Linked DNA regions of Homo sapiens: region 2 is linked to region 1. A link is an interaction called in ENCODE POLR2A ChIA-PET data of the cell type or tissue named here. Cell type or tissue: IMR-90. All regions are shown on one strand. Links, peaks and the distances in the headings refer to the core of each region. The heading gives the core; the rest is flanking DNA. Region 1 overlaps SPRED1 (sprouty related EVH1 domain containing 1). Region 2 overlaps LINC02345 (long intergenic non-protein coding RNA 2345).

Evidence for each region. ChIA-PET counts read pairs that join two places held together with the same protein. Peaks named below come from ENCODE experiments on the same cell type or tissue, not always from the same donor. Only the 100,000 strongest peaks of a DNase experiment are listed, where the experiment ranks them.
Region 2: POLR2A ChIA-PET joins it to region 1 with 8 read pairs; 2 of 35 experiments call an interaction of 5 or more read pairs at or near these places.

What each region holds. Positions count from the first base shown.
Region 1 is chr15:38,267,471-38,283,508 of GRCh38, reverse strand. All of the region lies in intron 1 of SPRED1 (sprouty related EVH1 domain containing 1), which reads right to left. Among named protein-coding and RNA genes, the nearest start is that of SPRED1, 23 kb to the right of the region's middle. RefSeq lists a silencer at 144-344. In IMR-90, for the core only: no CTCF peak of the experiment used is centred there; a DNase peak (open chromatin) is centred at 7,348.
Region 2 is chr15:38,051,508-38,067,545 of GRCh38, reverse strand. It overlaps LINC02345 (long intergenic non-protein coding RNA 2345), which reads right to left. Exons shown (of 4, transcript NR_120330.1): 3 at 7,536-7,651; 4 at 5,206-5,355. Among named protein-coding and RNA genes, the nearest start is that of LINC01852, 13 kb to the left of the region's middle. In IMR-90, for the core only: no CTCF peak of the experiment used is centred there; a DNase peak (open chromatin) is centred at 7,715.

The sequences.
Region 1 (16,038 bases), core at 5,707-9,706:
TGCCCCTGACACCTACAAGGAAACAAATCACAAAATCTGTAATATATTTCACAAAATAAACATGCTGACCTTGTCTACATATCCCTTCACATTATTCCCTATACCTCTCAAGACATGGTCTGGCTCTGTGTCCCCACCCAAATCTCATCTTGAATTGTAATCCCCACATGTCAAGGGAGGAACCAGGTGGGAGGTGACTGGATGATGGGGGTGGTTTCCCCCAAGCTGTTCTTGTGATAGTGAGTTCTCACGAGATCTGATGGTTATATATGTGTTTGACAGTTCCCCCTTAACACGCTCTTGTCTCCCTCCTGTCGCCTTGTGAGGAAGGCGCCTACTTCCCCTTCGCCTTCTGTCATGACTGTAAGTTTCCCGTGGCCTCCTAGCCATGCTTTCTGTTAAGCCTGTGGAACCGTGAGTCACTAAATCCCTTTCTTTTATAATTACCCAGTCTCAAGTAGTATTCTTTATAGCAGTGTGAGAACGGACTAACATACCTCATTACACCCCAAAATGTTCGGCAATCCAGTATCTAATGGAAATACACTAGAACTTACAAGAAGCTTTTTAACTATAAGCAATACTAGATTCAAATCAGTGTCACAGTCCTCAAAGTAGCAAGAAAACCGTGGTTTAAAACAACGCATGACAGCGAGGGACTTACAAAGCTACAAACCATGGTCCTTAAAGAAAAAACAGACAATGAAGAAATAAAAACAGCTATCAGCAGAGAAATTTTAATCTATAAACTTTTCATCTGCAAAGTTAAACTGAATAAAAACAGCAAAGATGTACAGGAGACATTTCCCATCGCTATTAGGAAATGGGCATAGATAAGAATTTTCAAGTGTTTCCAAGATCCCCAAACTCAAACCATCCTACCACTGCTTATCCATCGACATCAGTGGCTTTTACATCAGACAAAGGTGGAGTAAATCAAACATACCACCCATGGCTTCTTGAGTAGCATGAGGAATGAAATAAGAATTTTTTTTTTTTTTTGAGACGGGGTCTCGCTCTGTTGCCCAGGCCAGAGTGCAGTGGCACAATCTCTGGTCACTGCAACCTCTGCCTCCCCGGCTCAAGCAATTCTCATGCCTCAGCCTCCCAAGTGGTGGGAATTACAGGTGCCTGCCACCACGCCAGGTTAACTTGTGTGTGTGCATGTGTGTGTGTGTGTGTGTGTGTGTATTTTTAGTAGAGATGGGGTTTCAGGATGTTGGCCAGGCTGGTCTCAAACTCCTGACCTCAAGTGATCCACCGGCCTCAGCCTCCCAAAGTGCTGGGATTACAGGCATGAGCCACCGATTCTGGCCAGAATAAGAAATGTTAACTTAATGAATGTAAACCAACCAACACTCATTCCCAGAAAGATGTATTTATGGAACATGCATGGAGTATTATGGACAGTATATGAACTCAGTGATGCTGGTGTCCACTGGACTATGACAACTTCAGAAAGCTTCAAATTAATCCCTTAAAACAAGTAAAGCTTTTTCACTCCATAGATAAATAACCACAAAAACATACCTTCTTTAGCAATAAAATCGGCTTTACCCTGTAAGAGCTCATACTGAACTAGGTATCGACTTTACATCTAGAAATTTCAGGAACTTCTGTAAGTGAACATGAACTGAGTAAATTCCAAAGGATTAATTGGGGTCAAAAATTTCTTCTTCATCCATAAATCCCAAACTTTACAGCATGTCTCTAAAGCTATGTATTTTATATATTTTTATACAAAAATGTACATTTCTCAAAGGGTGGAAATGTAAGAAACAGAGCAGTGTATGACATGCATAAAAATCAAAAGGCCAGGCACGGTAGCTTATGCCTAATCCTAACACCTTGGGAGGCTGAGGAGGATCACTTGCAGCCAGGAGTTTGAGACCAGCCTGAGAAGCATAGCAAGACCCTGTCTCTACAAAAAAAAAAAAAAAAAAAAAAAATTAGATGGGCATGGTGGCACACACCTATAGTCTTAGCTACTAGAAAGTCTGAGTGGGGAGAATCGCTTGAGCCCAGGAGTTTGAGGTTGCAGTGAGCTATGATCACACCACTGCACTCCATGCTGGGTGACAGACAGAGACTCCCGTCTCAAAAAATCAAAAAAACAGAACTTAGGCAGTTGTAAGGAACCTAAAAGATCTAGACTAATCTGACACACTACACAATACTTACTCCTTTTGCAAAGATGCATGGATGATCAATCTTTTCACTCTCCATTTGAAAATAACTATAGGAAGCTCCCAATTTCACAAGATAGTCCATTCCATCATCAAACAAATCACATCAGTAGGAAGTTCTCTTTTGTATAGAAACAAAACTTACTCCCCCACCTTTTTTTACTTTCATCCACTGATTCTAGTTTTACTTTCAGGGACAAAAGAGTCTAAGTTTACTCCCATTATTATATGAGGTTTTCAATTATTTGAAGATAACTAATATTTCAGTGATCAACTCTTCTCCAAGTTCAACCTGACCAGTTCCTACAACTTGTCCTCATTTAATGTAGTTTCTAAATATATCATCACACTGGTGGGTTATGAATTTATCACAATGGTTACATATGTACTGGAAAAGAATAAATAATAACCTTTGAGATATGGATGTTTAGGTGATGAGCTAGGCTCACCCACTAGCAAAGTGATTCACTGTTTTCTCTTTTAAGGTATTATCTACTTTACAATTACATATTCTGAATGAAGATCTATAGAGTTCACAAGTAGTTATTTTTAAGTTATAAGAGATGTTAAATTTCTACTCATTCATTCTAAATTGTGGTTTGGCAAACAAGGGCTTTTGATTATCAAAGAAAACAGTTTGCTGATCCACATATACGCTTACTATCTCTATTAGTACACTGCCTAACCAAATGTCCTAAGTAGCCCCAAGCTAAAAATCACATTTTTAAAATCTCTTATCTTTAGATAAGATAGATTTAATGGTCTAACTCAATTATAATTATCTCCACAAAAAACAATGGATTTTTAAAAATCTAACGCAAAGATGATATCCATGTCAATTCTGGATAAGGATATAGATAAGGTTATCTTTTCTGTACCTTTCTGTATTTTTCAAATGTGTAAGAGTAAACAAGCAACTCATCTATAAGCTAAATAATCAATCTACTGCCAATACCCTTCTGGCTATCATGAGAATCTGAATAGTGTTTTTGGAGATTTTCATTAACTTGCTGGAGGGATTCATGAAGAGATTCTGACAAAAAACATTATTATACTATTGTGTTCCTTTAAGGAGGCAAATGAGGTATTTCTCTTCCAACTTATATTACCTACACTTTAAGAATCAGTGTTGATTACTGATATCAATGATCCCTAAAAATAAAGAAAAAGATGACTTCCCAAACAAATCATTTCCCTTTAAAGACACTGGGGTTACCAGGGGCAAAATTATAGGAAAAAATTGACCAAGGCAACATTCAGTGGAAACAACACTGAACTTACAGTCATGAAGACCAAGTTTCCACTGAGACTGACACATGCAACTGTAATAGTTCCAGCAAGTTATTTTATCATTCCAAGATGTAGCACCCTCATCTATAAAATTAAGGAAGAAAAGATGCTAATCAAAGCCCTCTCCTAATCCAAACTTCTTTGATTCCATGAAACACTGAAGACTCCTAAAATTATCCTAGATAGTCCCCCATAAGTGTTTGTCATGTATTACCTAGTTCTTATTCTACATTAGGAACTTTTAATGTCTCCTTGCAATGAATTACTACTACTACTACCACTAATATTAACACGCACTCAACACTTCAGTATTTGCTATGTGCAGATATGGTTCAATGCTTTACAAGGATTATATTTAATCCTGATGATTATCCTCATTTTACAGATGAGGAAACTATGGCTTACAGAAGTCCAGAACCACATAACTGGTAAGTAAAAGAGCTGGACCTTGATCTGGGCAGAAGCAACTCAAAAGTACCAATGGAAGTTTACTTCAGAGGTTGTGATTAGAATAGGATAGCACTGTTTGGCACAAAACCACATACACACATCCTCTTTTGATTGAGATGCTAATTTGCAACCTGATAAGATTAAGAAAACAAGAAATAATATTCTGCATCCACTCTTAAGACTAAATTTTAGTAAACAATCTAAATTGCAGAGCTATAGCCTACATAAATCATGGCCTTTGACTCATACTGGTAATTGCTCTACAGAGAAAATTCAACCATATTTAAAGTACAACAATAAGAAAATGTGGTAGAATTCTTCTTGGTCACTGACTAACATTCAAATATGGTACGATCATATCGTGGGTGTACCATAGTTGTAGTATTTGTGGGTACCACATCCACAGATTCAATCAACCTTGGATGCAACCAACCTTGGATCAAAAATGTAGTTAGGAGGCTGGGCATGGTGGCTCACGCCTGTAATCCCAACACTTTGGGAGGCCTAGGAGGGTAGGTCATGAGGTCAGGAGTTCGAGACCAGCCTGACCAACATGGTGAAACCCTGTCTCTAGTAAAAATACAAAAATTAGCCAGGCATGGTGGTGTACGCCTGTAATCCCAGCTACTCAGGAGGCTGAGGCAGGAGAATCACTTGAACCCAGGAGGCAGAGGTTGCAGTGAGCTAAGATTCCGCCACTGCACTCCAGCCTAGGCGACAGAGTGAGACTTCATTTCACAAAAAAAAAAAAAAACAGTGTAGTTAGGTTATAATGGTTGTGTTTGTACTGAACATGTACAGACTTTTTTTTCTTTGTCATTCTTCCTTTAGAAATGCCGTATAACTATTTACACAGCATTTGCATTGTATTAGGTATCATAAAAAACCCAGAGATGATTTAAAGTATATGGGAGGATGTGTGTAGATTATACGCAAATACTATATCATTTTATATAATGGACTTGAGCATCCATAGATTCTGGTATTTGGTCAGGGGTCATCCTAAAACCAATCTCCCACAAATAACAGTAAGTGTTAATCTGTAATGTACACAAAAAGTATACAAAAAGGAGTGATAATTTCTTTCTTTTTTGGAGGAGGAGACAGGGTCTCTCTGTGTCATCCACGCTGGAGTGCAGTGGCACAACCATGGCTCACTGCAACCTCCAGCTCCCAGGATCAAGCAATCCTCCCACCTATGCTTTCAGAGTAGCTGAGACTATAGGCTCGCACCACCACACCAGGCTAATTTTTTAAATCTTTGGTAGAGACAGGGTTTCATCTTATTTCCCAGGCTGGTCTCAAACTCCTGGGCTCAAGCAATCTGCCCACCTGGACCTCCCAAAGTGCTGGGATTACAGGTATAGGCCACCACTCCCAGCCAGGAGTAATAATTTCTAAGAGCTCTCTAGTAACAAACATGAATTTCTGTCTTGAGAGTTTTCTGTTTTCATTACTGCTAGTGAATAAACACACACACAAATAGTTCTACCTTCTCTTATTTCTTACCTGTTTTCATTTATAAAATTTGATGTTAAATATCTAAGATATAATTAATCCTATATTACTTGCCATTAATACATCCTTACATTAATTTAAACAAATTAACAAGCAAAAAACAAATATCCCCATTAAAAAGTAGGCAAAGGGTATGAAGACACTTAAAAAAAAAAAGACATACATGAACAAGCATAAACACATGAAAAAATGCTCAACATCACTAATCATTAGAAGAATCCAAATCAAAACCAAAAGATACCATTTCACACCAGCAGAATAGCTATTCTTAAAAAGTCAAAAAATAACAGATGCTGGCAAGGATATGAAGAAAAGGGAATGCTTATACACTGCTCATGGGAATGTAAATTAGTTTAGCTTCTGCAGAAAGCAGTTTGGCGATTTCTGAAAGAAGTTAGAATTATTATTCAAGCCAGCAACTTCATTACTGGGTAAGTACCCAACGGAATATAAATCATTCTACCATAAAGACACATGCACATGTATGTTCATCACAGCATTATTCACAATAGAAAAGACATGGAATCAGCCTAAATGCCCATCAATGGCAGACTGGATAAAGAAAACATGGTACATGTACACCATGGAATACTACACAGCCATAAAAAGGAATGAGATCATGTCCTCTGCAGCAACATGGATGGACCTGGAAGCCATGGGTATCCTAAGTTAACTAATGAATGAATAGAAAACCAAATATCTCATGTTCTCACTTATAAGTGGGAGCTAAACATTGAGTACACATGGACACAAAGAAGGGAACAGACACCAGGGCCTACTTGAGGGTGGGAGGAGGGAACAGATCAAAAAAACCACCTATTGAGTATTATGCTTATTACCTCAGTGACGAAATAATCTGTACATCAAACCCCGTGTCATAAAATTTACCTATATAACAAACCTGCACGTGTAACCTTGAACCTAAAAGTTTTAAAAAGTCCTTATACTGACACAAGAAATTTTAATAAATTTACTTCTCTTAATGTAGAAGCAAAGATAAGCTTTATGAATATTACTATCATTTTTTATAAAGATAGACCCCAAACTATCATGATGACCCAGAAAAGAAATGCACACCAAGCATTAGCCTGCTATTATAAACTAGCACAAAAATATATCCACCTCTTTTTACTTGTGGATACTGATCACTAACCTAACACAACTTTATAGACCAGAAGAATGTTCCATAAGTTAGTAAAATGATACTGCCATAAGACTTCTTTAGGATAAACTACAGTGTTTCATAAATCAGGCAAAAACTTTAAAAGGACAGGCTCAAAATGTGTAAGTCAAAAAATGTTTAAACAGAATAGACTTACTCACCAAATCCTGAACATGAGAATTAAAATGATACTTGAAAGCCTGAACAAAATACATCCACAATAGGAAGAGTATTTCACATTGTAGGTAGCATAAAAATTAGATTTAAATCCACCTTATAATATTTATTACGCCTTGGGTGAGTCAATTTAAGTCTGTTTGCTCACCTGAAACATGGGAAAAATAAGACCAACTCATGAAGCTACTGTGAGAATTAAACGCAACAACATAAAGTGCTTAACTGTGGTTAGCAAATATGTATCATTTAATGAGTGTATAATGTTACAATTATGAAACAATATCATTTAACGGGTGTATAGTATTACTCTAATTATGAAATGATAGTGCACTAAAAGGAGGTACATGTAAACAAATGCTATATATATAACACTTCCGCATATTTATATAATATAAAAATCCTAAGTCATTTGAATTAATGGATAATGACATAATTTACAATTGTTATACACCTACCTCTACCCCTTAAATATGTATCTAGGGAAAAAGAGCCACAGTAAAAAAAAAAAAAAAAAACATTCACAGCACAATGTCTCCTAGTACATATGCAAATACTCACATACCAGCAATGTTTGGCACACTGCCTTACACATAGCAAGCATATGATAAATATTTCTGGCACTGCAATGACTATTTTTTGCATTGAAATAACTGTATCTATTATTAATAAATAATTTTCTTGAATCTATTTTAATTAGATTGTGTCCTGTCCTTGTCCGGCAAGACAAATGACAAAATTAATGGAAAAGCAAATGTTAAGAAAGGAATACTACAGTACCACAGGAGAGTAAGTGGAAAGAACCCAGACTCCACAATAAGAAGGTCCAAGTTTACATCCCAACTGGATCACCTTACCTGGGTATTGTGAATAAGACTTTTAACTTCAGCTTAGTTTTCTCCAACTGTAAAGAGGGTTAATAACACCACCAGCGGCGGGGTGCACTGGCTCACGCCTGTAATCCCAGCACTTTGGGAGGCCGGGGTGGGTGGATCACGAGGTCAGGAGTTCAAGACCAGCCTGACGAACATGGTGAAACCCCGTCGCTACTGAAAATACAAAAATTAGCTGGGCATGATGGTGCGCACCTGTAGTCCCAGCTACTTGGGAGGCTGAGGTACGGGAATTGATTGAACCTGGGAGGCAAAGGTTGCAGCAAGCCAAGATCACGCCATTGCACTCCAGCCTGGGAGACAGAGCAAGATTCTGTCTCAAAATAATAGTAATAATAATACCACCAGCCTCATCCCAAAGCCAATTAGCACATCTAGCACCCATAGAGTAGTTTCTAAATACAATTCTCCAATAAAAGGAACTAGAGCTTCTTTAAGTAATGGGATGGTTCCAAAGCTGGGCAAGAAAAGCATGAGATGAGCCTGGAGCATCTTATGATACCAGAAAGGACGTGCTGAAAAAATGAAGGGATATGTCAAAAGGACATAGAAACAGACTTCACGGGGTTCCCAATGGCCAAGTCTGGGACAACAGAGCATAAAAATGATGACAGTGATGGATTATAATTGATACTAATACTTAAATAAATGTGAGAAAATAAGGCTCTTCTATAAAATTCCAATTAATAAAAGCAGAAGGAATGACGGAAGTAGAAAAAAAATCATTTGGCAAACATCACAGTAATTGTTGCAGGCAAGAATCATCAGCAGATGCTAAAAATAGTAACAAGTGAATGACAGAAAATAGGATATTTATTAGTCTCAAACTATCTTTTCAAAAGATGCTTATTACAAAGTGAACAGTTACAAAACCTGGCAAAACAAACATCTTCTTAACCAAATGATGAAAATTTACCAGTAATGGGATATATCAACACCATCCACCTGTTGAACTGATGCACAAGGATACCATCACTCTATAGTATTGTTGCCAAAAACATGTAAGTTGAATTTAGGAACATTCTACAAAATTCCTGGCCAGTACTCTTCAAAAGTGTCAAGGTTATAAAAGACAGGCTGAACAGCTGTTTCACCTTAAAGGAGACTAAAGAGACATGACAACTTAATGCAACATCATTTATCATATCCTGAACTGGAAAAAGGACATTAGTGGAACAACCGGTGAAATTTCAATAATATCAATAGATACGAATATTGCCAGTTGATAATAATATTGTATAGATCCTAGTTTCCTGATTTGGCTATGTAAAACATTTTAGGAAGCTGCCTGAAGGATATGTGCATTCTTTGTATATTTTTTCTTACTCCTGTAGGTCTAAAATTATTTCAAAGTGAGAATAAATATATATGTAGTTTCATAAATCTCACAACTGCTTTGAGAATCACATGAGATAATGCACATAAAGGTGCTCTGTAGATTCTAAAGTAATACACAAATGTTAGCAGCTTTCATTATCATTTCCGACTCTGGTGCTGCAAGATACCTGACACTTCCTGTTGGCAGTTCCCCCCAGTACACCTTCCAGTCTGTGGGAAGAAACAAAATTGTTAACTGGTCCTACATGTAGAATTTTGGTTCTAAACCAAGGGTATCCAAGGGTGCTTAAACTTCTACTCTAAAGGGAAAAACTTTTTCTAAAAATGTAGTCTGACCATTTAAAAATGAATCCTGTCTCCCTGTCACTGTGATCTTAAAGTAGACTCTAAGCATAAGAATTTTCTGAATAAACACAGCAATATGAGGAGGACTCGCTCATAATTACCAATAATGGCCACATATCTTTGAATAACTCTTTAATATGTGATAGTGAAAAAGTTCTCAAGATTATCTAGGTTGTCAAAATAGAAGTAGTGACGGGATTATTTAAACATGCTTGTCTGTCATTTCTTGTCTTAGCAAGTCTTTAGTATAAATAACTGAAGGGAAAGGGAGAAATAAACATAGTTCAGTAGGTTCATGACAACTTATTTAAGGAGTCGGGAACCACCACCGTGTTCTTCACCTAAAATCCTCCCTTCGTCTTCCAATCAGAAATCCGGGCAGTTTGGGCCATTTACATGATTTAGAATGACACATCTCATACATCTCATGCCAGACCCAACTGGGCTAATTATCATTTAGCTACAAATTATCATTTAAATTTAAATTATCATTTAGCTACAAATTATCCATTTTCAAGCTCTTGCTAGTGAAGGGAATAATTTTTTTAAAAACACTAAAGTCCTACACATCCTATAGGAAAAAAACTATTATTCATATATATATATATATATATATATATATATATATATATTAATAATACATAAAAATAAAAATTAAGGCTAAGGTTAAAAAAACTTAGTTCATGATATTCATTTGATCCTGAGCTCTATGTTGTTAACAGACAATAAATCTTTAACCCTTCTTACACAATCTATCATGCCATACAAACTTCAAAGTGAATCAAAAACAGTTAAGATTGTAGCTACTTAGATCACAAGACTACTACTGAACTATAAAGTTAAGTATAACACATAAAGATGTTTCTTCAAAATGAGGTAATTTACACATGGTGAAAGGTAGGGGTCCAGTTTCATTCTTCTGCATATGGCTAGCCAGCTATCCCAGCCATATACAAAAATTAACTCAAGATGGATTAAAGATTTAAATGTAACACCACAAACTATAAGAATCGTAGAAGAAAACCTAGAAATCACCATTCAGGACATGGGCCTTGGAGAAGAATTTACGACTAAGTCCTCCAAAGCAATTGTAACAAAAAAATTGACAAGTGGGACCTAATTAAACTAACAGCTTCTGCACAGCAAAGGAAACTATCAACAGAGTAAACCTACAGAACGGGAGAAAATATTCATAAACTATGCATCCAACAAAGACATAATATCCAGAATCTATAAGCAATTTAAATAACTGAACAAGCAAAAAACAAATAACCTCATTTTAAAAAGGGCAAAAGACATAAACAGACACTGCTCAAAAGAAGACATACAAGTTGCCAACAAACCTAAGGAAAAATGCTCCATATCACTAATAATCAGAGAAATACAAAACAAAATCACAATGAGATATGCCATCTCACACTAGTCAGAATGGCTATTATTATAAAGTTAAAAAATAACAGACTCTGGCAAGGTTGCAGAGAAAAAGGAACACTTACACAATGCTGGGAATGTAAATTAGTTCAGCCACTGTGGAGAGCAGTTTGGAGATTTCTCAAATAACTTAAAACCAAACTACCATTCGAGGTCGGGCACAGTGGCTCACACCTGTAATCCCAGCACTTTGGAAGGCTGAAGCAGGCAGATCACCTGAGGTCAGGAGTTCGAGACCAGCCTAGCCAACATGGTGAAACCCCTGTCTCTAGTGAAAATACAAAAATTAGCTGGGCGTGGTGGTTGGTGCCTGTAATCCCAACTACTTGGGAGGCTGAGGCAGGAAAATGGCTTGAACCTGGGAGGCAGAAGTTGCAGTGAGCCAAGATTGCACCACTGCACTCCAGCCTCAGCAACAGAGCAAGACTTCATCTCAAAAAAAAAACCTAGCATTCGACCCCTACAATCTCATTATTGGGTATATATCCTAAAGAAAATAAATTGTTCTACCAAAAAGACACGTGCACTCATGATCACTGAAGCAAAGACATGGAATCAACCCAGATGCCCATTAACAGTGGGTTAAAGAAATGTGGTACATATATACCATGGAATACTATGCAGCCACAAAGAAGAACAAAATCATGTCCTTTGCAGCAACACGTATGCAGCTGGAGGCCATTATCCTAAGTGAATTCAGGCAGGAACAGAAAACCAAATACCACTGTTCTTACAAGGGGGAGCCAAATATTGGGTACTCCTGGACATAAAGATGGGAACAATAGACACTGGGGACTACTATATGGCAGGAAGGAGGGAGGGAAGTAAGGGTTGAAAAACTATTGGGTACTATGCTTACTACCTGGGTGACAGGTTCAGTCATACCCCAAACCTCTGCATCATGAAATATGCCTTTGTAACAAACCTGCACATGTACTCCCCAAATCTAAAATAAGAATGGAAATTTTTTTAATGAAATAATTTTTATTTTCAGCAGTTTTTCTCACTCTCCTGGGAAAAATGTATTTCCTCTAGCAGGGAATCAATATCTCTAAGTCCTTTTTTACCAAAGAACCAATCAATCATTTACTTCTAACATTAGGTTGAGAACTGCACGATGGAAAGATCTAGATTTTATTCATCTCTAAAGCCTACTGTCCTAACACCTGGAACAGAGTAAGCTTCAAAAATGTTAGTTTCTATCCTTTCTCTAACATATAATAAGTGCTCAATAAATGTTAGCTGTCTCTATTTCATTAAGTATCAACATTAATGACTGTCAAACCTAAGAGCAATGTAAAATCCAGGAGATGGACTAAATGTGACTACTAAGAAATGCTGCAACATCCTGATCTCCATCTGTTTGGCTGTTTCTATTAGCCCAGCATTCCAATGCACATGTGTGATTGATCCTTTAGGGTCTGCTGCACTGAAACATTTAATTACCACTAAAATATGCAGCATACACATGACTTTGAATTAAAAGACATTTCCTTACTGAAACAGGTCTAAACACTATTTTCATAGAATCTAAACACTTTAACATCTGACATTTAGATAATATCACACTTTGGCATGATACACGGATAATTAGGTATTTATTATTGGGTCTAATGACTTTGTCGCTCAATAATTATTAAGTAAATTCTCATATCACCAGAAGAATCATTTTTATATAATATTTATCTTTAAAAACCCAGTGTCTAAAAGGTAAAATAAAGCAAAACAAACAAATGAACAACAATCTATGGTTCATCTAGCAGATCATAAAGATGATTAGCTTTACAAAGCACTACCTCAAAGGTATCAACAAGAAATGTTTAAAGAAAACATTTCACTCAGTTCAAGAGACATATGTACAAAAGCTGATATATGAAGATTAGTATACTAATTAGTATATATACATACATACATACATTTTTTTAATTTAAAATTCAACAAGTATTAAGAAAGGAATAACTTCTCAATTTAATTTAATGCTGATTTGGTTTGGCTCTGTGTCCCCACTGAAATCTCAGGTCGAGTATGTAATCCCCATGTGTTGAAAGAGGGGCAGACTACCCCCTCGCTGTTCTTGTGATAGAGTTCTCAGATCATCTAGTTGTTTGAAGTGTGTAGCACTTCCCACTTGGCTCTCTCCTGCTCTGCCTTGCTAATACTTGCTTCCCCTTTGCCTGCCACCATGATTGTAAGTTTCCTGAGGCCTCCCTGCCAAGCTTCCTGTATAGCCTACAGAACTGTGAGTTAATTAAACCTCTTTTCTTAATAATTACCCATCTCAGATGGTTCTTTATAGCAGTGAGAACAGACTAATATAAATGCCATGTCTGTGAAACAACTAAAATTATCTTACATACCAGTGGCAAATTCCACATTTTGGAAAAAGCTATGCTACCTCAAGTTACCTCTCCATGAAAAAACAATTAGAAACTTTCTTCAGCAGAGTGAATGGAGAACATGTCATAGTTTTCAAAAAAGGTGTTGGGCTTGAAGGAATAGAAATGTTCCAGATTTGGGCTGGGCATGGTGGCTCATGCCTGTAATCCCAGTACTTTGGGAGGCCGAGGCAGGCAGATCACCTGAGGTCGGGAGTTCATGACAGCGTGGCCAACATGGTTGAAACCCCGTCTCTATTAAAAATACAAAATTAGCCGGGCATGGTGGCACACGTCTTTAATCCCAGCTACTCGGGAGGCTGAGGCAGGAGAATCACTTGAACCTGGGAGGCAGGGGTTGCAGTGGTCTAAGATCGTGCCACTGCACTCCAGCCTGGGAGACAGAGCAAGACTCTGTCTCAAAAAAAAAAAAAAAAAAAAGAAAGAAAGAAATGCTCCAGATTTGTGCCATCCAATACAGCAGTCAACACTGGCCACTTGTGGCTATATAAATTAAATAAAATTTAAAATTTAACTCCTCAGTCACTCAAACCACTTCAAGTACAGCCAAATAACTATATAGTAGCTACCATAGTGGATACCACAAACAGAATGTTTCCATCATCACAGAATGTTCTATTGTACTCACTGCTTTAGATTCTCAAAGAATTCTAATAAAGCCCAACTGGCAGCAAATGGAAGTAAAAATTTTAGCAGATAACAAAGGTAGTATCTTTCAGTAAAGTAACAAACATTTGGAAAAAACAGTGAGAGACAATGAATTAAATGCTAGTAGTAAGGGCCAGGCATGGTGGCTCACACCTGTGATCTCAGCACTCTGGGAGGCTGAAGTGGGAGGACCACTTGAGCTCAGGAGTTGAGACCAGCCCGGCTGGCCAACAAAATCAAGACCCTGTCTCTACAAAAAAATTTAAAAATTACTGGGCATGGCGGCAGGCACCTGTAGTCCAAGCTACTCAGGAGGCTGAGACAGATTAATCACTTGAGCCTGACAGTTCGAGGTTAGCGTGCTGTGATTGTGCCACTGCACTCCAGCCTGTGTAACAAAGTGAGAGACACTGTCTCTTAAAAAAAAGTTAGTACTGGCTGGGTGCGGTGGCTCACGCCTGGAATCCCAGCACTTTGGGAGGCTGAGGCGGGCAGATCACAAGGTTAGGAGATCCAGACCACCCTGGCTAACACACGGTGAAACCCCGTCTCTACTAAAAATACCAAAAAAATTAGCCAGACATGGTGGTGGGCACCTTAGTCCCAGCTACTCAGGAGGCTGAGGCAGGGGAATAGCGTGAACCCGGGAAGCGGGGCTTGCAGTAGCCGAGATCGCGCCACTGCACTCCAGCCTAGGCGACGGAGCGGGACTCTGTCTCAAAAAAAAAAAAAAAAAAGAAAAAAGTTAGTACTATAAATATGATTTCTGTTTCTACAACTCCTTTATAATCTGATGATTTCAAAGACTGAAAATGTACTGAGGTAGATAGGAATCCCTCTCCAACTAAGATGATATGGTTACTATTAAGGAATGAACAGTAAAAACTTAGAAAACAAGGTTAAGAGACTGAAGCCATACACTTTTAACACAACCTGTGAAAAATCTTTTAATTACCTTACTTTCATTAACATAAAGCAATAAGGAAAGTATGCTCAAATAACACAGTATTAACAATATCTTTTTAAATGATGGGTCCTGTATGATGATTTATCATTTACTATACCCTGGTCACTTTTAAATGTTTAGGCTATTCCCCCACCCCCTACATGGTCTCAACATCCTTGTGAATTTGTTTGGGAATGACTGGTAGTCACAAGGGTAAGTGTATCACGCACACACATAACTTTTCACAAAACAACTTAGACTTACTGTGACAACACACAGGCTGACTTTGGTATTCTATTCCATTCTACATGGAAACATAATGCTGATGGAGACCCATTGCCATTGAAAAATTCCCTGTTCTAAACTACTGTGAAGTATTTGGGATGTTGTTCTCCTCTAAGGATGTACCTCCGTGTTGGTAGTGAAGATTCACATTTATGTTCAGCTTATTTCATGAAAATAAGAGATAATACTAAAAGGCATAGGATACTCACAAGAGTGGGTTTCAAGGCTGAGCTGTGAGGGACTGCAGAAGAATTCAGAATTGAATTGCTGTAGCTAGAGTAGAGACAGCAAATGTTATTACATCATTGCTTTTTCAGATGTCTTCACTGAAGTGCTCCAAATGATATAGCAATGTATTGCAAATTAATCTTTTATAAGTATATAATTATTTGTAAATCCAGTAAACTAACTCAGAGTTATGTGAACACTGAATTCTAATCACTAGGACAGTTGTTTTCCCAATATGAAATGTTTTTAATTATGTGTATTAGGAAAAGATGGAAAGCTTTTTAAACACTAAATCTTTTCATATGTATATCCTATGGGCATACGTGCGTGTATGTACACTGCTGATGTCAAAGTGTCAAAATGCAGAATGTGTTTGTTACTGTGATGCAGTCAAAAAGTCTGAAAGCCATTGTTTTAGGGCATAGGCTTTGGAATCATAAGACTTTACCAAGTATGTAATCTTTGCCAAGTCATTTAACTTTCCTGCACCTCAGTTTCCTTGGCTTTGTAAATGGGAGTAGTAACATTATAACAAACACTTACATGGTTATTATAAAGACTAAATGCATGAAATGATTTTAGGCCAATGCTGTTACTTACTCATATATGAGCTGTCATTTAATTATGTACTGAGAGCTACATAAAACCACAAGGTACCAAAGAACAAAAAAGGAATCTAAGAAATTTAAGAACAAATTTCATTACAAATAATCCACGATAGAAAAAAATGTGAATTTTCAGAAGTGGC
Region 2 (16,038 bases), core at 5,921-9,920, 220 kb after region 1:
ATAAGTTGTCTAGCCAGAGTTTATTCATTTTTCTAGTCATTGAAATGAGAAGACTTGATATGACTCCTATTGAGATACTTTCAAAGGCAACCATCCTTGTAATGGATTTTCTCTGTCAGAAAATTAGGTATTGATTTGCCTATTTTTTTTTCCCTGTACTAGAACTTACCGACGGACTAAGGATTCCTCTTCCAATTAACCCATTCATGCCTGAGGTTGCAATTTTTGGAATTTTTGGAATCAGACCTTGGTGATGACCTTGAGCAGTAGGATATAAATAATTCCCACGTGCTTAGCATTCCAATAATGGAACACCAGGCTTAAATAGGTGAAGGGCCATTAGCTTATAGAAAACGATAATCGAAGACAACAAAACAGTATTATCCTGGGGGCTTAAAGAAATTAAACTGAGCATTGGATGCGGTCATCAATAGGACATTTCCCTTTCTTGTCTTTTCTGACTTCTCTATCCAACCACAGGCTTTCATCATTGAGAATGAAGTAGCCAGAAGGGATAATTACCAGAGATAATAACTTATCTTTGATTTTAAAACATTAAGGAATTTTTATTAAGATTTATTAATAAATACATTTAATTTAGTTTGATTAGAATTATAGCTTTAGCTTGGCCTAAAACTGCCCCACCTTTCTGGGATCCTCCCTTCAGTTTTCTGACTCTTGGGCCACATGTGTATTTAGTTCTGTGACAAAGAGCCCTGGCTCCTTCAGGCACGATGCCCACATCATCAAGGTTAGAGGCGATTATAACTGATATGGGTTGCAGTCTGTTCCTGTCCTTGTAAATTCCGGATTGTACTTGCTCACTCCTACTTTCTATCTTATCTTCTCTTCCTGAAGACCCATGCTGTGGACTTCAAGCTCCAGCATCAGGCACAAAGACAACAGCCTTACAAAGACTTTTTAACCAGCCCCCATTGTGTAAGTTCAAATCTCCATAATAAATCCACTCCTCCCAAGCAAAACACACACACACACACACACACACACACACACACACACTTCCTAATGGTTTTGCTTCTCCGATTGAATTAATATTACTAATATTAATGTTGTTATGCAGATATCAAAGACCTAGGTAGGATTGTCTCAAGCTCTATTCATTCCCTGTAGAAGTCCAAAGTCCTCCCTAAGTTTTCTCCAAATTCTGTGAAGTCCACATTTTCACGGTCATTTTTGGCACATCTAATTTGCACAAAAGACCCTACAAAGCACTTGTGAGTATAATGTATTTATTAAAACTTTTGGTGGCATGAGGAGACAGAAGTGCAGTTCATGTTGAAACAAAAATAATTTCAAATTTAACTTGACTCATCTTTATTTGTAAAATGTTTCTCCACTATCCCATCCTTAGCGAATAGATACCCTTCCCTCATCCTATAAAATCCCCAGCTTCACAACAGCTCCTCGGTGCCTCTCTCCTTCCCCTTTTTCTCTTCTGCTTTCTGTTTCTCCCAATACTCCCATCCTCTTGTTTTCAAGTGCAGAGAAGCTTAACTATCTCTCTTTTCTTTTATGCTAAGATTATTGTGGATGTACGTCCATGTCCTCAGGATCTAACCTTCTATTCCCGATGGCTATTGTTCCAAGTCAAATACTGTTGCAATAGTTAAGAAAACAAAAATGTTGCCTGGTTACAATGGTAACAGGAGCAGGAAGCATACATTTAGTGCTTACTATGATCCAAACTCCAAGGGCTCTTTATGTCTTGTCTCGTGAGATTCCTACAAAAATTCAGTGAAGCCTGGCATTATGAGTCCCATTTTAACAATCTTGAAATTAGATCATAGAAAGTAAAAAAAACACAAAAGCAACTACAAAACCTAATATTTATTGAGTTCTTATACATCAGGCACTGTTTTAAGCACTAAATGTGTTTTGTTTTTAAATTGACTCTTCACAACTCTACTAGTTAAAAAAATTATCCCCATTTTACAGATAAAGAAACTGAGACACAAAATTAGGCAATTTTCTCACAATAAATAAAAAGTGGTACTGTGTATGGAAACCAGGCTGCTTGAATCTGGAACTCAGAATACCGTCTGACAAGGTAAGAAGGTGTTTAAATGTTTCTCATGTAGTCAGTTTCCTAACTCAACTTCATGACACCTTTCCTGGCTGACCGAATATTTCAACCATCCTTACGTTTTATATTTTTCATCGCTGTTTAATTTTTTCTCCATGGTACTTAATACTGACACATATTTTACTTATTTATTTTTTTTAAATTTTCTGTCCCCACTACCAGGATGTAAACTCCGTGAGGGCAGGGACATTTCTGTCTGTTTTACTCACGATTGCATCTCCAGGGCTGATAGGAATGCCTTTCACATAGTAGATGCTCAATAAGTAGTTACTGAATGAATCAATAAATGAATATATGCATGTATGAAAAGCTGCTTACACAGAGGACAGGGCCTTCTTATTAGGTTTTGCAGATACGTCAGGAAAACCCCCTTTGAATGGAGTTTGAAAAAGCTCTAAATTGGTGGGCTTTAAATGTGATCAAACTCATGTTGGGAGACCTTCAAATACTGTGCTCATTTTCAGGCCACCTCATGTTCCCGTCTCTTCTCTGCCTCCCCTAGGTGTATGTGTTTAAATCTCTCCATCCTGGTTTAACAGCCTTCTCTGTGGGCCTATTCTCTAGAAAATTCTTTGACTTGCCAGTTTACTTTTCCCATTTATAAGATGGAGATAATTTTACTTCTAACAACTTCAGCAGGATTTGGAAGAGATCATTGAGATGATAGGAAACCAAACAAAGTATTGAATCTTGGGAAGACTCTGGCTATAGAAACATAAATGAAAATTAAGATAAAATCCTTTTAAAAAATTATTGTTAGAAATTACCTAGCATGTAAATTTAGAATTTTTTTGTGTTTGTTTAATGAGGAAGTTACTTTTTCAGTTTGATTTTCTATTTAGGTTGGTAAAATGTATTAAAATTGTATCATGAATTAACAGCAAAGATAATATCTACTTATTAATTCAACAAACATTATCAAACATTTTTTATGCCAGACACCATTTTAGTATTAAAACAGCAAAAATGTCAGTGAGAAAAACAGAACCCTGGATTCTTGTATCATTCACAGAGAGATGTTTTTTAGAGATTGGTTATTGTATTAGCTTGTTAGGGTTGCCATAACAAAGTACCACAGACTGGGTGCCTTAAACAACAAAAACTTAGTTTCTCACAATTTTAAAGGCCAGCCATCTGAGATCAAGTTGTCATCAGGGTTGGTTTCTCCCGAGGCTTCTCTCTTAGGCTTGTAGGCGGCCATCTTCTTTTTCTGTCTTAATGTGATCTTTCCTCTGGGCCCATCTATGTCCAGATTTCCTCTTCTTATAAGGATATCAGTCGTTGAATTAGAGCCTCACCTCAATGACTTTGTTTTAACTTCATCGCCTCTTTAAAGCCCTATCTCCGAATACGGTCACATTCTGAGGTACTGGACATTAGGGCTTCAATATATGAATTTTTGTGAGGACACAGTTTAGCCCATAGCACTTCTTGTATTGCCAAACTTTTTGGGTTTCATTTTACTTGTTTAAAATAACAGTGGTGCTTTCTATACATACCTGTTATTAACACATCACTTAGTGGTTTTCTTTCTTTATGAGTATTGCAACCAGGTGGAAATAAACCTAGCTTTGGGAGTGACAGTAATATTATCAGAGGTCCTAGATGGACCAGACTTTGATCAGCATTACACAAACCCACCTAAATGGACAAGGGAACTGTTTTCTAAGATTTAAGCTTTTTGGAAAATGAGTATTGTACAGCTGAGCATTTCTTAAAGGGACTACTATAATTATTGGACCATACTAAACTTTTGACTAGATGGAATTCAAAGTTAATTTTCCTCTGGCCAACCAATGTGTAGAAACTCGGAAGACAAGTTACAGGCAAAATAGAGGAGTTAGATCCCAGCACCATCATTATTGTTGTCAACATCATTTTTACCATGTCACAGTGGGTGCTTTTACTGTCTTTTCCTCTCCTTGTTCTACTTTCTTCCCAACAAGTTTGTGAGCTGCTTGTGGGTAGGAAGTAGTTTAAGACTGTTGTCCATGTCCATTTATGCTTTGCATGATGCTGGGCACAGAGCCGGGGCTTGGTAAGCACTCATTGACCAACTGCAAGCTGTTTGCTGAGCCTGACAGTCAGAGGAATGGTGGTGGAAGAAGGATAGTAGGGAAGGGCATAGTTGACTGGCATGGCACAGCGAAGAGTGAATCCGTAGGTGGTTATGGCACTCTTGGCCTTGATCCAGCTATTGATGGATGTCACTATGGAGTTCTGATGAGAAGAAAGAGATGATTTTGTAGCTGCATGAAAAATGAGCTTCAGAGCAGGATTTCTCCAGTTTTATGAAATACAGACTTGTCATGATCTGCAAAGGATGTGAATTATTAGTTTCTCCTCAGCTTTAATCCACACATCACCATAGAAAACGCAAATGGTGGCGAGTGGGTAGGGAGAGAAGTGGGATCAAAACCGAGTTTCCACTTATTTCCTCTGACAATGGTTATAGTAAAACATTCTGACTAGGAAAAGATTAATCTCCGTTTGCAAAATTAAAAAGAAAACAAAAAACATGTGGAAAATATTATGTTGATGCATGTTTTGCTGAACAGATGGTGACGGTCCACAAACTTCTCAAGGATTTCCCTTCGAGGATGAAAGGAGAGCATTTTAATTTGGCTGAGTAACCTAGAGTCACTGAATCTGTTATGATCTTGTCTGTCTCTTCTTACGGAAATCCTTTTTATTGCCAAATTATGGATTTTTCTTCCAATAATTTTTAACAAATTACTTTAATCTGGAATACCCAATTAGCACACAAATGTGATGTTTCTTTTTCTGCTAGTTTAGTGTTTTTCTACAGGGAACACCTTATCTTTGTATTTTTACATATTTATGATTCTCATTTTGAGTCCCTGAAAGCACATCAGCTATAATGTGGACTGGCCACTTATTCAAATATTTGTTTTACAGCTGGGGAAACCGAGGGCTGGAGGCTTCTGTGACCCTCCTCAACATTTCACAATGAGTCACAGCTGAAGAAACATTAGAAATGGATTTCTTGACTCTGAAGTCATTGACCTTTCACTAGCCTTTTTAGAAACTGTGATTCTTGATGTACTTGAACCTATTTACTTGTGTATTTTCTTTTTTTGTGCTCTCTCTCCTTTTTGAAGAGTCTAAAGAAGACATAGGGAAGAGATTTTCCTGTAGAGATCCCCCTGATTGCTGGTTTCCTTTGAAATGAAACCACAGCTTTTCAAGTAGAACTTCGCAGAGGTTTATAAGAGGAGTCTGCTACACAGCTGGAGGAGGAAGAGGAATGATTGGTTATTAATTTAGCACTGTCCTTATGTCATCAGTCATTTCTTCTATCGGGACATTTTCTTCACTAGAAAAGAAAAAAAACGTTAAAATTAAGGACAGCAAGCAGCGGCTGTTTACCATTGATTGAGGTTTGGAGACAGGTGTTTAGGATTTTATTTACTCTGCTGCTCCCTAATGACTGCGCTCCTGTTTCTTCTTTTTCTGAAAAAACTTTTTTTTTTTTTTTATTTTTCTGAGACAGCATCTCATTCTGTCACCCAGTGCTGGAGTGCAGTGGTGTGATCACAGCTCACTACAGCCTTGACCTCCTAAGCTCAAGCGATCTTCCCACCTCAGCCTCCTGAGTAGCTGGGACAAGAGGCATGCACCACCACACCCACCTAATTTATTTTTATTTTAATTTTTTTTGTAGAGATGGAGGTCGCACTGTGTTGCTCAGGCTGGTCTCAAACTCTGGGCTCAAGCTATCCTCCTGCTGCGACCTCCCAAAGTGCTGGGATTACAGGCTAGAGCCACCGCACTGGGCCTAAAAAACAAAAAACAAAAACAAAAATCTTAACGTATCTGTCCTCTATCTAGACTCATCTAGACTGCCTCCATGAGATAGGCGGCCTTACAGCGATCCAAGTGAATCTGGGCCGGTCTTGTTGATGCTGAGGTTCGGTACCTGGTGCTGATCAGGGAGAGATGACTTTAATCTGCATTGATTTGTAATTCCAATGTACTCCAAACCTCTGAATAGGCCTGGAGACTGTCACCTGGAGCTGCACTAGCTGGCTGATTCTTCTTTCCCTTATTTAATGATCCTTATGGATAATTGGAAGGTTGTCCTAAATACAATGGCCACTCTTCAATTATTGTACACATCCCTTTGGTCTTTATTTTCTGTTTTTATTTCTTCTCTCAAATATTCTTGCATACATTCACACTTTACTCCTATAGTCTCTACTGCAATTCATTGCTTAAAGCTTTCTAACACCAGGAGTAAAAGAAGAAAGAAATGTTCTGCTGCTATTAACATGAGCAGCTCAAAATAAATTTGGAGTGTGAGTGTATTAAAATCCAAACACTCTTATGAATCTCTCTTTCCGTCTCCAATTTAGAGTGAAATATCAGGAAGAAACGAGGAGAAAAGTAGTTGATTTATTAAGTAGTTCAGTAATGCAAGGTGGTTTGCACAGATCATCTCATTTAATCCTCACAACCCTGTGAAGTGATTACTATTATTAGCCTCATTTTGCAGACGAAGGGACTATTAGCTTGTCAGCTCTACTGAGGCAGTACTCTCATCTTTGTATCCCAGGGCCTGGCATGTGATCCTTAGCTCAGTGTTTAATAAGTAATTAATGAATGAGTGGCTGAATTCTCCCCAAATTTATCCATTTTGACCCCTGGATCTTTATCACACCTAGCTTTTCTTTTCCACCTTGTCTTTGAAGTCTTTCTTTCCTCCTTCACTATTTTCCGTTTCTCACCTCTTGCCAAAAAGAGCTTGAGGTGATTCGCAAATATATACATATGTATAAATATACATGTATTATTCAACACTATAAAAAAGAAATGAGGCAATCAGGGAGAGTTTGCACATGTTATTTTTTCGTCTCAGATTTAGCTTCACTTGCCTTGACAAAGAAATATCATTCAAGGTTTTTACTGCGGATTTTCTTACATTTAGACTAAATATATAAGTTGGTTTTCAAAGGTGCTGGCCACATATACTGTTCCCTTGTGTTGATATTTCAATGTCTTATGTCACCTGAGATGGCTTTGGTGAAACATTTCTAGCTGTCCTTCATACTACCCAGTTGCCAGTCAAAAATTAAGCAACTTATATGGGGTCAAAGTTTCAGGTAATTTACCCATCAGATGGTTGTATATTTTCAAACTGTGCTCCAAAGATCTCTGAAAGTTCCATAGAGTTAAGTCAGGACAAACTTGGAGGATAAATTAAGCTCAGACATTGAATAGGGCTCTGGGTTCCATGTCTTTACTTCAAGCAGAGAATCTTTATTTTTATCCTTTTTGTATTTGGGTTCTCTTTTGAAAATTTATTTTCAAAATAAGGATAAAAAGCCACAACTCTACCACTTTATTCCATTTTTATTCATGTCTCATTAAATGTCCAAATCATTAGACTAAGTCCAACATCATGTATTACCTAGTTCTGTTTTCTTTAGAAGCTTTGAAAAATCCATTTCATCCTCTTCCCTTTTATCCAGTATTCAAATATATGCTGACTCTGTAATTTTTCTGTGTCATCTTTTTAATGCCTGGCTTAAAAAAAAGAAGACATGCAAGTGAAATCAAGAAATGACTCAGAGGCCAACATTTATTTAAGGAATTCCTGAGAATGTACTATGTGGTCTGCAGAGACATATGCACATTATACATAATGCACTTGGACTCTCTAAGGTAACTGGAGGTCTTAAAGGCGTAAAATCTAAATATCTTGAAATTAAAACAAAACTCCAGAGCTGCTCCACTTTTAGGTATCAATGGCTCCTGTCTGAAAGGAATTGAATTTGAGTGCTTTTGTGTTGGTCCTGAGGACGAAGGTATTGGTTTCTTAGAAAGTCCATCTATGGTAAAGTATCGCTTCCCTCCCTCTGATCGACAGTCTTGTGTCTCAGTCCTCTTTGTCTCAGGTAATTGATTAGGTTGTCAGTACTTTGCAAATATCTTGCTTAGCCCCAAATACCAACTGCTCTCCACTTGTTTCCTTCCATTTAATTCTCTCGTCTTAAACAACCAACATAGTTTAATTAACCTCATCTTGACTTGCGACAAACTATAAATAAGCTATATTTTCCATGGGTTCCTAGAAGGTCCAGGGCAATAGACTTAGGGACACCCCTGGGAATTTTATAGCAAGATAACCTGGAACCTGTGAGGACAAACAAAAAACAAAAACCAAACTCCATGGTGAGAATAACTAGATTCGGGGAAAACAAAAACAACAAAACAAAACTCCAGAGGGATATGAACTTGCAGCCTGTTTGGGCAACAGGTTCCTAGTTACACATTTTTCAAAACTGTAAAAATTAAGCAAGAAACTCCTTCCACATTGTGGACTATATATACTAGCAAAACCAGCTGTAAAAGCATTCTGAAACTTAGGTTTGGGGTGGAGAGAGAGAAGAGTGTGTGTGCACACGCGAGGGTGTGTGCGGGTGTGCGTGCGAGTGTGCGTGTGAGCATGTGTGAGGTGGATTACGAGAGGAGTGAGAGAGAAGACGGTGATAACTTTTAAGAGGATGATTTGGAAAGTGGCCTGCATGTTAATTAATCTTTAGAAAAGTGCTGAGCCCTGGAAAGTCCCAGACAGTGGAATCTAGCTAAGTTTAGCAATTCAAAGGGCAGCTGTGAAAGGGAAAGGGGGTTCCCAAAGGTCAAAATGCAGACTGAGGAATGTGGAGAAAAAGAACCCTCTCCATTTGTTTTAGGGCTTGGGGAAGGATGAAATATTAAGGTCTATTTAAAATGTACAGATAGTGGCAGGACGTGGTGACTCACACCTGTAATCCCAGCACTTTGGGAGGCTGACGCGGGTGGATCACCTGAGGTCAGGAGTTCGAGACCAGCCTGGCCAACATGGTGAAATCCTGTCTCTACTGAAAATACAAAAATTAGCTTGGCGTGCTGGCACATGCTTGTAATCCCAGCTACTTGGGAGGCTGAGGCACAAGAATTGCTTAAACTTGGGAAATCGAGGCTGCAGTGAGCCAAGATCATGCCACTGCACTCCAGCCTGGGCGACAGAGCAAGACTCTGCCTAAAAAAAAAAAAAAAAAAAAAAAAAGTACAGATACCCAGGTTGTGTTTAGCTTCTCTTGACTCTCTGGCCCTTTTGGTGACATTCCTGTCCACTAGTATCTGCTTGTGTCTCCACCCCTCATCCGTGTGGTACTGGCTTCATAAAACATAAGGGGCATGGTCACCTCTCAATTCTTGTCTTAGGATGGGCAGCTTAGCCTATATGCCAGGCTTACTTGATCAGTAAGCCACAGATATGTGTTTAGCATATGTATTCATATGCCAGGCCCAGTACATGGACTATGAAATGCAACCAGCCTCTGCTGGTGACTTTGGACTGATAATCTTTAAATATCTGTTTTAACTATTATTTAACTGGGGCCATGGAATTGCTTGTGTGATGGGCAGAATTCCAAGGTGGCTCCAATACGCTTGCCCCCGGTATCACTGTGCTTGTTATGTTAGTTTATGTGGCAAAAGAGATTTTGCAGGTATAATTATGGTTATTTATCAGTAGACCATAGAAGAGATTATCAGGGTGGGTCTAATCTAACCATATTACAACTTAGAGTGTTCTCCAGCTGGTCATGGGAAAAAAGTCAGAAATTCGAAGCAAAAGAAGGATGTAAATGCCACTGTGGGCTTTGAAGATGAGGGAGGCGAATGCAAGGAGCAGAGATCAGCCTTTAGGAGCTGTGAGCAACTCCCCACTGAGAGCAAGGAAGGCAGGGACCTCAGTCCTACCAATCATAAGGAAATAAACTCTGCCAACAACTTGAATGAGCTTGTAAGTGGATTCTTCCCCAGAGCCAAGCTTTGATTTTAACCTCCTGAGATTCTATCTAGAGAAACCAGTAGAGACCCTCTGGACTTCTGACTTACAGACTGTGAGATAGTAAATGAGTATTGTTTTAAGATGCTAAGTCTGTAGTAGTTTGTTATGCAGCAGTAGAAAATGAATATAAGGCCGGGTGTGGTGGCTCATACTTGCAATCCTGGAACTTTGGGAGGCCAAGATGGGCAGATTACCTGGGGCCAGATGTTCAAGACCAGCTTGGGCAACATGGCAAAACCTTGTCTCTACAAAAAAAAAAAAAAAAAAAAAAAAGATACTAGCCAGGCATGGTGGCCTGTAGTCTCAGTCTCAGCTACTGGGGAGGCTGAGGTGGGAGGATCACTTGAGCCCAAGAGGTCGAGGCTGCAGTGAGCCGAGATCGTGCCACTGCACTCTAGCCTGGGCAATAGAGCGAGACCCTGTGTCAAAAAAAGACAGTCAGACAAAAAGTCAGACAGACAGAGAGAGAGAGAGAGAAAGAAAGAGAGAAAGAAAGAAAGAAAGAAAAGAAAGAGAAAAAGAGAGAAAAGAGAGAGAAAAGAAAGAAAAGAGAGAAAGAAAGAAAGAAAGAAGGAAAATGAGTATAGCTCATTTCCAGAGTTTCAGTGCAGCCCATAGTTGTACTGTGCAATTTGCAGTGTCATGAGAAAAGGTTTATGAGGAGGTTTTATTTGTTTTTAGTTTAATTTTTTTTTGTTTTGAGGCAAGTTCTTGCTCTGTCACCCGGGCTGGAGTGCAGTGATGCGATCACAGCTCACTGCAGCCTCAATTTCCTGGGCTCAGGTGATCGTCCCACCTCTCAGCCTCTCGAGTAGCTGGGATCACAGGCATGAGCCACCACACCTGGCTAAGTTTTTGTAGTGTGTGTGTGTGTGTGGAGAGAGAGAGAGAGACAGAGAGAGAGGGATGGTGTTTTGCCATGTTGCCCAGGCTGGTCTTGAACTCCTGGGCTCAAGTGATCCTCCCGCCTCGGCCTTCCAAAGTGCTGCGATGACAGGAGTGAGCCACCACGCCCAGCCTTAGCTTAAGTTTTAAAACTTCCATTTGGGCTCTTGTCAGTTTTGTTGGGGGCAGTCTACGGCAGACACCGTTGGCTAAGTATTCCTTGCTTAAGGGACCCTAACTTTTTTCCCCCAGTGCAGATCCTTTGATTCCATGGAAGGTATGCCCAAGTCTAAGGTGAGCAGGCTTCTTATCCAATTCTGGCCAATGAGATTTAAGTAAAAGGCTGTTGAGGGGCTTTGGGAAAAATTTTACTTCTTGATATAAGAGACAGAGGCTGAGAAGAAAAGCTCTGCATCACACTACCACCTGCTTCCTGCCTTCCAAGGTGATGTGATGATGTGCTGCAACCATCTCGTGACTATGAGCAGGAGGCCACGAGAATCACAGAGATGCTGACTTAGGGCCTTGATGCCTTGGAACCAATGCTACTACTCACACCTAGATTTCTGTTAGAGAAAAATATTTTTATTTGTTTCATCTGTAGTTCATTGAGTTTTAATGGTTTATAGCTGAAAGCATATCTAACTGATAGAGAATTTGGGTCCTGGAAGTGGAATACTGCAAGAAACACACTTTTTGTTAGGTCAGAGTGGAGGTTGCGGACTCAACTGTCAGGCAGGAAAACCTTCGGTATAGCAAAATATTTAAGCAACCATTGGCCTGATCTGTCTTATAATGCAGACCACAGGTTGACTAAGGTTAGAGTGGCATGGGAAATGAAAGGAAAAATTCAGGATGTTCCTGTGTGTTGGGTTACTTTAATGGCTGTTAGCAAAAAAAGTCTTACTATGAGAGGCAAACTTAAATTAGATAGGTAATCTCTAATCAGAGAGGGAAGAAAGTATGACTGCTGAGAGAGATGCTTTCTAACTGTGACCTCCAGTCTAAATGAACAGAATTCCATACTTTGTAGGGTTGGAGAAGGTGTCTTTGATATCTCAAGTTAAAACAAGCAGAGGTGGGAAAGTGGCATCTTTAAGACTGATAAAACTGGAGATTTTTTAGCACAAAAACCTGATTGTGTGAGTTAAATACCGAGAGGATTTAGAAGAGCACAGGATCTAGCTGCAGAGAGACAAGGATTCTTAGCCTCAAAGACTGTCTAGACGAGATCTTTAGCTGTGGTTACTAATGCAAGGAATTGACCAGACACAAATAGACGGAATCTACTGAGTTTTTGAGAGGAACTTTATTGCTTAAAGATACTCCAAGCCTCACCAACAACTGCATGTAATTATTGAACCCCAAAGGCAATCTTTAGGTATCTGAATTTGTACGAACACGCAGAGGTTGCTAACATTTGAGAAATTTCTCTTGAATGCTCATTTCAGAAACAGGCATTAAAAATAGTGATTAAGGCATATCTTACTAGAGGGAAGAACCAGAGGCTATGGAAGAAAAATCAGGAGAGTTTCGTCAAGAATAGAACCAGGAATTGTCAGATTGACTAATCAAAGACTGTCTCCATTGAGAGGGCAGGCATTTCTCACTATGTCTTTCTAACAGGATGAAGTATATGCTAGCAAATATTAAAGATTAGTCTTTTCCAACAATTGTATATTAGATATGTTGGAAGCAGGAAACCTGATTTTTGGAGAAAATTTCCACACCTGAAAGAACTTATCTCTGGACCAAATGAAGATCGAACATTGTCTAGAGATACTAGATTTGGATGTGAATGTAGTAGTTAGAGGAATGTCATAGTTTTCCTTCCTTAGGGAGAAGGGTGAGTACACCTAAAAACTGCATGTGTAGGAAGAAGGATGTGTGTGGATGTCAGATTGCCAAAGGGCTGGACTGTGACAGACACTGTGAGCTGGCTACATAAAAGCACTACTTACCCAGCTTTCTTCTATATTAATGATCTTAGTCATCCACCTCCACACTCCCTGCTCCCCACCCCAGCACTTTTTGGACAGAATTCCCTTGATTTCAGGAACAGTGTACTTAGTCATAAAACCTGGTGTGGGCATGTGATCCAAATCTAACCAATAATACAAAAGAAGATGCCTTCTAGAAGTTTCTGAAGGTAAATGGTCCCACTTTTGACATGTTATTAAATTGCTAAACTTACAACAGCAATCACCTAAGTCTAAATTTGTTATGTGAGATGAAATAAATCCTTATTTATTTAAGTCACTATTTTTGTTTATTCTTATTTCTTGTAGGCAAATATTTGTTACAATTATAAATTTACATTTTTATCGTTATGTAAATCAGGGAGTTGCCAACTTATAGTGTGTGGGTCCAGTCCAGTCCACTGCCTGTTTTTGTAAACAGTTTTGATAGAATATAGCCATTCCCATTCATCTATATAGTTGATGGCTGCTTTCACACTACCGCAACAAATTGAGTAGTTGCAACAGAAACCACACAGCCTGCAGAACCTAAACAAATTCCATCTGACCCATTATAGAAAAATTTGTCAACTCCTGCTCTAAAGAGTCACATATAGAAATCAGTTTAAGTGGGATAAAATATCACTTATTTTAATAATATTTTAGTACAGTCTCTCCCAAACTTGCCAAGCATATGAATCAGCTGTAGCCTTTGTCATACTTACGTATTTCAAGATCCTGAACTAAGTCTACTGAATCAAAATATTCAGTGGCGAAATCTGGGAATCTGTATTATTAACAATTTCCCCACAAGAATCTTTTGACCAGGCAAGTTTGGAAAATGCTGTTATAGATTGGTGTCATGGGCAGCTGCTTATCTGGCCCGCCATTGAATTTATAACTAGCTCCTGCCTGTAATTCACTGAAAGAGTGCTGGTATGACCAGGAGACTGAATAAAGATTCTCTGAGATCACAGAGGCTTGCTTATGAAATGAAATACAGTGAATAGGAAGATTTTGATGTAGTAAAAGTTGCATCAGCTCTGGAAATGAGAAACCTGGGTTCAGGTTCTAAATCAGCCTCTAATTAATTATTTGATCTTGGGCAAGTTTCTCTCTAGAATCTAAGATTCTCAACTGTAAAAACCTCAGTAGGAGGGGATGTCTCCAAGTTGCCTTTTTAGATATATGAATGTCAGACTCAGAAAGTAGGAAGTGCCTAAGGAAGAAAGACAAATATAGTTTCTCTGTTTCTTGAAATTCTTGTCTTCTTGATCAGGGTTCCTCAATCCTGGTTGAACATTAGACTCACTATAGAGCTTTAAAAACACGAGTGCTGTAGGTCTTACCCAGAGAGTCTGATTTCATCAGCTGGGAGGAGAGCCTAGCCATTAAAATAAAAGCTTTCTAGATGATTCCATGTGTTCAGTCAGATGGAGAACCACCATCTAGACGATAATGGATTCTTTTTTTCTATTTCCTAGTCAAGGGTTATGTGTACATACTAGTTTCACCATTTGGGAAACACAGTAAGTAAGAAGAGAAAACAAGATCAGTAGTTCTCAAATACTGGTGAGTCAGGAAGGCTGCAAAAAATTATGAGGAGAGCCTGCTAAAAAATATAGCTCTGTAGGCTCCACCATTAGATTCTGCTATAGCAGCTCCAGGGCCAGGAAATCTATATATTTTTTAATTCCTCAGGTCCTCCTAATACACAACTGGTTTGGGAACCATCGGGCCCAGTGATCTCTGATGCTCCTTCCAACTTGTAGGATGTGAATTTCTGTGCTTAGTTATATAAGAGGTAAGTCACAATTTTAAGAATATTTTAAAAAGGCAATTGGTACTTCAAGATTAAGATATTATAAAAGGAATGTTATCAGCCAATAGGAATGGGCCTCAGTCAGGTGCTCGTTGATAAAAATTTGCTTACCTGTTTTACCCTCTCAGAAAGAGACATAATGATGTGCCCAAACAGTTTAATTATTTGCCCTCGGGAGTACTTGAAAAGGTTCTTCCTTTGGCCTCTTTATTTGCAACTGTAAGTTCTAGTTGAAAAGAACTAAAACGCTTCTCTCAAATGAGTTAGATGTAGTTTATCAAACTATGTATTATATACAGCAAATTGCAAATGAAATAAAGTATGGTCACAATCTGGTCTTGTATTTACTATTAATCCCTTTAAATTCTGGTGTTAATAATTCCATGCACTCATTCATTCTTTTGTTCATTTAGTCATTCACTCAGTAACGAATTTAAAGTTCTAACTATGAGCCAGGAACTGTTCTAGGCCCTGGGGATGGGGACACAGCAGCGAACATGAGTCTCCTTCCTTTCAAAGCTTACATTCTACTTGGGAAAGTTGGTAATAAATAACTAAAGTATTACATGATGTTAATTGTTAAGGAACATAAGACAATGTAAGGTGATAGAAAGTGGCAGGAGCTGGATGACAGTGTTATTTTTTATAGGTAATCAGGGAATGCTGCTCTGTTATGGTAATATGTTAGCAGAGACCTGAAGAAAGTTAGAGAAAAGTCATGGTGATATCTGGGGAAAGCGTATTATACAGAGGAAACAGCCAGTGCAAAAGTCCTGTGGCAGGAAGGTACTGGGTATGATCTAGGATCAGCAAGTGGCTACAGTGGCTTGCATGGAGTGAGTAAGGGTGGGATGTTGGAGATGGGTCAGAGAGTAGCAAGCCGTCATCATGGGGGCTTGACAGGCCAATTTTAAAGGCTTTGTATTTAACTCTGAGAATCAAGGGTGGATCCAGGATTTGTAGGGTTTGAAGCTTATAATCCTGAGGCTTTCTATAAGTAAAAGAATACAAAATTAGCTACGAACCTAATACTTATTTGGAATGAAAAAAATCATAATAATATCAGTTTTAAAAGATACTACACATACCACAAAATCCAAAAAAAAAACCCAAACCGTAATAATTTTACTAACTGTGACACCTCTCTGTATTACTTTTTTCTCCTTTTTTTTCTTTAAAGGTATAAACAAAGTTAGTTGCATTACTTTTTCCCTCTTCATTAGTTTACACTGAAATAACTGATTATTCATATTATTTTCTAACATCATTTTCTATAGGAAGAACTGAAGATAATTCAGTCTTTAGCTTGTTGGGACAAAATTTATCTTTTTATTGTTGATTTCATGGAAAAAACCTTCTTTAATTTTATAACTCATTACTGCTAATGCTATGTATGTTTTTTAGAATT